Regions from separate parts of the Homo sapiens genome. Here region 2 is linked to region 1. A link is an interaction called in ENCODE POLR2A ChIA-PET data of the cell type or tissue named here. Cell type or tissue: Panc1. All regions are shown on one strand. Each heading gives the region's core, and the rest is flanking DNA. Links, peaks and the distances in the headings are about the cores only.

Region 1 (2,925 bases), core at 172-2,671:
ACTGATTTGTGTACATTAATTTTGTATTCGGAAACTTTGCTGAATTCATTTACCAGTTCTAGGAGGTTTTTGGATGAGTTTTTAAGGTTTTCTAGGTATATGATGTCATCAGCAAACAGTGACAGTTTAAATTCCTCATTACCAATTTGCATGCTCTTTATTTCTTTCTCTTCTCTGATTGCTCTGGCTAGGACTCTGCTGCAACTTTGTCCCCCAAGCTAATAGTTTTCTCATCCCCACTGGGCCCTGACATTCTACACCTGGCTTCCCTTCTGCATGGATACCCTCCTTACCCTGCTCACTCTCTGATTCTTCTTGTTGGATTGACCCCCCACCCCCACCCCCATGGATACCCTCCTGTCTCATTCAGGTTACTCTGTCCCACTAGACCACATCTCCAGGTGGGTGCCATCTTCCCCTTTTTGGGCTCTGACTCTCAACACCAGGTCAAGCCTCACATGAGTGCTCTCCTTACCCTGCTTGTGTGCTTACCCTACTCCAGGGTACTTCTCCATGGAGATACCCTCATTTCTCTGCTCTGACACCTTATGCCAGGTGGTCCCACATTGTGACAACCTCCTCAACTCATTCTGTCTTTGATGCTACTCATCAGGCTACCTGTCTGTGCTTCCTGGGCTCTGTGAACTGAAACCAAATAATCCCCACACATGTATACATTGCTCACCACATTTGGGCTCCAGCAGTTCCACAGTAGGCCACTATCTGCATGTAGATGTCCACCTTACCTTACATAAGCTCTGACACGCCTCCCTGGTCAATACGGCTCTCTTTCCCTCATGGCAGAGATACCTACCATGTTCTGCTTTAGGACTGAGTTGTTTAGGAAGGGAAGAGGAAGAGCTCCTTTGCCTTACCCATGAGCTGTTTTTTTGTTGTTGTTTGTTTCTTTTGTGGCACTTATCTTGTTTTTGAATAGTTAAAATTAACTCCCCTAATTTCCATCTCATAATTTGTTGCATATTTTTGCACTTAATTGTTGTTTGATTTTTCTTTTCTTTTTTATTTGCATGTGTGTCTTTTCAACTGAGTGGATTGGTTGTGATTTTCATAAATAGATAAGATTTTCCCCCCTAATCTACTAGGAAAATTTTTTACCAAGCCAGGAGGAAATTCCTAAATAAGTGAAAGTTACCAAGTGTCTTAGGCCTGGTAACATACTAGCAGAGTTGTGTCCCAACAGGCCTCCACCCAATTCCAGGGCTGCTGTAAAAATACTCAGCACTTCTGTAGAGGGAGTATCTGCCCAGGAGTTTCGCTCTTGTTCAGCATTAGCACTCCCCCTTGTGATTTGTCATCATTCTTTAATGTCAGAAGTATTGGGTTTTAAGTTAAGTATATCCAATAAGTGCCCTTGGAAAATTAATTTTTCTTATTTCCTTAAAAATATTTAGGATTGAAATTCAAAGTATCAAAGCAATATTGATAAAATAGATCGATCATATGGTACAACAATTTGAGAATTATATGCTTTTATTGTCAGTTATTCTGTGTGTCAATATATTACATTTAATTTTGTAAAAATTAGGATGAGTCAAATTGATAGATATTTTTATGTGGATAAAAGGGACTTATGTCTCTATACATCACCATATTCTAAATGAATTTGTGTATCAGATCAGGATACAAATAGCAGGAAGAATTTATATCAATGTGGAGTTTTTAGAAAGATTATGTAGGAATTTTAAAAACAGGATTGGCTACATTAAAAAGTATTTCTACTGTGCATCACCTTTCAGGTGTTTCTGCCCAGTTTTCCTTCATAGTCAGATGCTCTGGGAGCTGGTGCTGTTGGGGGAGCCCCTTGTGGTTATGGCGCCATCACCATCGGAATCATCAGAGACTGTATTGGCACTTGTTAAGTGAGTCTATTTGGTTACTATTTCTGGGTTTTTTTTTTGGATGCTGCAGTACTTAACCTGTTGGTGATATTTGCAGCACTTCCCACCTGTCGTATTTTTCCCCACCCATTATTGCATTGATCCATGCAAAAACCCTATCAGAAGGTAATGCTTATTATAGCACCATTTTATGGATGAGAAAATTGATTCAGGCTCCCTGAGGGCTGGAACCATGCCTTTGTTGTTCTGAGTGGCAGGCACATTGATTCATTACATGAAGTTGTTCCTTGATAAATATTACTTGTGTGAATGATCAGTGTAGAGTCAAAGGCACATAGCTAGTGAACAGTAGAGCCAGAATTTCACCGCATCTTCTGCCCCAAACCCAGTGTGTTCTTTCAGTATGCCATTTCACATTACATATATCTGTCTTTCTAATTCTGTGAAATGAGTTTACCATTTATTAAAATAAACAAAGTATCCCTTTGTGTGTATACCGTTTGTATAGATGTTTTCTAGTTATAGATTAGGACCTTTAATTTCTGTGTCCTTTATTTTACATGTTCTTCCTGCTCCACAGCTGTATTTCTCCATTAAAGTACTTCAGTGATTTCCGACCTTATTTCACTATTCATGATAGTGAATTCAAAGAATATACTACCCGTACCCAAGCTCCGTAAGTAAAAATAACTTCTATTGACCAGGTATTACCTTTATAACCAAAATTGTGTAGAATTATTTTTGGTAATAAAAGCTTATAGGCAGAATGATCTTATAAAAGGAAAGTTTGAGGAGCTGCTGGAAATAATTTTAGATTTTAAGAGTTAGTACCTTATTTGAGCGATTTTATGTATTTATTTTTATTTATTTATTTTTGAGACAGAGGTTTGCTCTGTCGCCCAGGCTGGAGTGCAGTGGCATGATCTCGGCTCACTGCAACCTCTGCCTCCTGGGTTCAAGAGAGTCTCCTGCCTCAGCCTCCTGAGTAGCTGGGATTACAGGCATGCGCCACCACGCCCGGCTAATTTTTGTATTTTTAGTAGAGACAGGGTTTCACCATGTTGAT
Region 2 (2,925 bases), core at 199-2,698, 120 kb before region 1:
TAAGTCAGTACTTATATATAAATAAAACTGTAAGCCTGAAAATATTGAGAAAATCTTAACACACAGTTTCTATGTGCTTAAATTTAAAATCCAACCCAAATTGTATACTTGACAAAAGATACAGTACTAACCACCAAACACGTCCATATTTTCAAGTGCCTATATAAGCTTTCCTTCTTTTCTTTACATTTGTCAGCTACTCTCTTATAAAGCATGAAAAATGTACATGGCCAAACAAGTTTTTCCAAGGCTGTTTCATTCATTTTCATATATACCCAAAGCCAAATCAGTTTGCCTGAATGCAAGCCCAAGAAAAAATATTGTATTTCTAGGAGTAGTAGAGGTAAGTTTTTAAAAATGTTAGCTGACTCAGAGAAATAATTAACTTGAGTTATTTCAGTCTTTGAAAGTCCGTAATATGACAAGTTTCGGTTATACATCAAAAAGCAATAGCTTAGATTACCTTTCAAGAGAGCAAAAGACAGATTTTCATAATAATTGCTCAGTCCCTAAGAAGACAGTTCAGAATAAATGTCTAATAGTTGGCTTTCATTTTGGGGGGAAAAAAACTCCCATAGTTACCACTAGATGATCTTGTACAAATAACCTCTAAACATCAAACTCTTTTTGGACAAAAGCGAGCCAGACTGCAGCTGTTTTACTTACCTTCTAAGAGTGTTATATAGACCAAATGAAACAAGAAAGCACTCTGATTATTCTAAAACCTTTTAAAATTATTTTGTGTGAAATTGTAATAGTTCATATATATAATTTCATATCACCAATCACAAGATTTGGATCTACGATCCAAAAACACTTAGCAAAATGTTTTGCAAACTGCAAGCTCTCAATAAATAATGACTTATACAAAGACTACATATTGATAATTGAGTCCATGATCTCAAATTGAGAACTAACTTGAATGACTTTCTGCCCTTTAACACTGCACAGGTTTGCAGAAATACAAACCGCTCCATTGTTCACATTTCCCTCATTCAAACATGAATGTAGTGCCTATTCTCTTGCTCTCAAGAGTTCACATCTGATGGGACAGTAGTACATTTGCATCATAGTTATTTTGTTGTTTATGTCCCATAATGAAATTATATACAGGCCGGGTGCAGTGGCTCACACCTGTAATCCCAGCACTTTGGGAGGCTGAGGCAGGTGGATTGCTTGAGGCCAGGAGTTCGAGATCAGCCTGGGCAACATGGTGAAATCCCATCTCTACTAAAAATACAAAAATTAGCCAGGTGTGCTGGGGGGTGCCTGTCATCCCAGCTACTTGAGAGGCTGAGGCAGGAGAACTGCTTGAACCCATGAGGTGGAGGCTGCAGTAAGCCAAGATCACACCACTACACTCTAGCCTGGGTGACAGAGAGGGACCCTGTCTCAAAAATAAAAATAAAAATAAATTTAAAAAAAAGAAATAAAGAAATTATACACAAAGTTAAATGGAAGTATAGAGGAAGAAGCAATTAATTCTTCAGTTAAAGGGAGTCAGGGAAGGTTTCACATTGGAACTGAGCCTTAAGGGATGACAAGAAGAGGTCATTCTAGAAGACAAAACAGCAAAAAAAGGCACTTGTTCTAGAAACAGTGAACACTGTCATACAGCTAGTACACAAAGTTTGGGGTGAAGAAAAAACAGTAATAAAAGAGAGAGCTAGAAAAAAAGAAAATAAGATATAGATTTTAATGCTAAAAATTAATGAGGCAACGTCAAAGATTTTTAAGCAAAGGTGTAACTATTTATCTACCTATATAGTGTCAGTAAGAGAAGCATGTACCTGAGAAGAGGAAAGAGTCTGGACTGTAAACTTAGAACGTTTCAGCCGCTAATAAATGCCACCATTTTTCTTGATTCAAGTAACTATGAAGTAACTGACATATATTAAGAGTTAACTTCACAATCTTTTCACTTAAAACTCTAAATGACATTCTCTTCCCTACTTACCAAAAAGAATAAATACTAAGCTCTAGCAGAAATATCACTTAAGAAAACCAGACAGGTAGACTGGGTGTGGTGGCTCACGCCTGTAATCCCAGCACTTTGGGAGGCTGAGGCAGGCGGATCACGAGGTCAGGAAATCGAGACCATCCTGGCTAACACGGTGAAACCCTGTCTCTACTAAAAATACAAAAAAAAAAAAAAAAAAAAAAAATTAGCCGGGTGTGGTGGTAGGCGCCTGTAGTCCCAGCTACTCAGGAGGCTGAGACAGGAGAATGGCGTGAACCCGGGAGGCGGAGCTTACAATGAGCCGAGATCGCGCCACTGTATTCCAGCCTGGGCAACAGAGCAAGACTCCGTCTCAAAAAAAAAAAAAAAAGAAAGAAAATCAGACAGAAGCCTAAAAGGGCAAAGAGTGAATTTAACCTAAGGAGTAATGTCAAAGAACTAAGTGGGAAAAAAAATGCTTTAAGTATATACACTGTCGATATTTTTAACAATTTGAAATCACAGATAAAATATTTTATCAATTTCCCACTATTATGAAAAATAATATAGAGGGAAATGAACATGTGCTTTAAAGATATAATCTGGCTTCCTATACATGTTCACATTATGTGTCTTAAATACAACTTGTCAAGTAAAAGACTTTCTCACAAACACCAGCACCCCTTAATGATCTTTATACTTCTGTCAACAAAAAACTTAAGTATCTGTTAAAACAAACATACAAACAAATAAAAAGTAAAAGAATGTATGACCTGCCATTCTCCCAAAAGCTGAGGCTAGGATCTTTGTGGTCATGTTTAGATGTGTGGAGGAAAAAAGAAGAAACAATCTTGGTTGTCAAATTCAGCAGGCTCTTCACAATGTCTTCCTTACAATGTCCTTGGAACATGCCGTATCATCCCTGCTTCTTCCTCCCACCCAAAACTCCTTTCCCTGACTGACCCTAACTACAATCTATCCCTTAA

What was found. Peaks named below come from ENCODE experiments on the same cell type or tissue, not always from the same donor. Only the 100,000 strongest peaks of a DNase experiment are listed, where the experiment ranks them.
Region 2: POLR2A ChIA-PET joins it to region 1 with 6 read pairs; 9 of 35 experiments call an interaction of 5 or more read pairs at or near these places.

Annotation. Positions count from the first base shown.
Region 1 is chr3:57,645,271-57,648,195 of GRCh38, reverse strand. DENND6A (DENN domain containing 6A) reads left to right here. Exons shown (of 20, transcript NM_152678.3): 10 at 1,758-1,880; 11 at 2,440-2,535. It also overlaps a transcript of PDE12 not described here. Among named protein-coding and RNA genes, the nearest start is that of DENND6A, 46 kb to the left of the region's middle. In Panc1, for the core only: no CTCF peak of the experiment used is centred there; a DNase peak (open chromatin) is centred at 1,297.
Region 2 is chr3:57,765,406-57,768,330 of GRCh38, reverse strand. All of the region lies in intron 2 of SLMAP (sarcolemma associated protein), which reads right to left. Among named protein-coding and RNA genes, the nearest start is that of SLMAP, 11 kb to the right of the region's middle. In Panc1, for the core only: no CTCF peak of the experiment used is centred there; no DNase peak of the experiment used is centred there.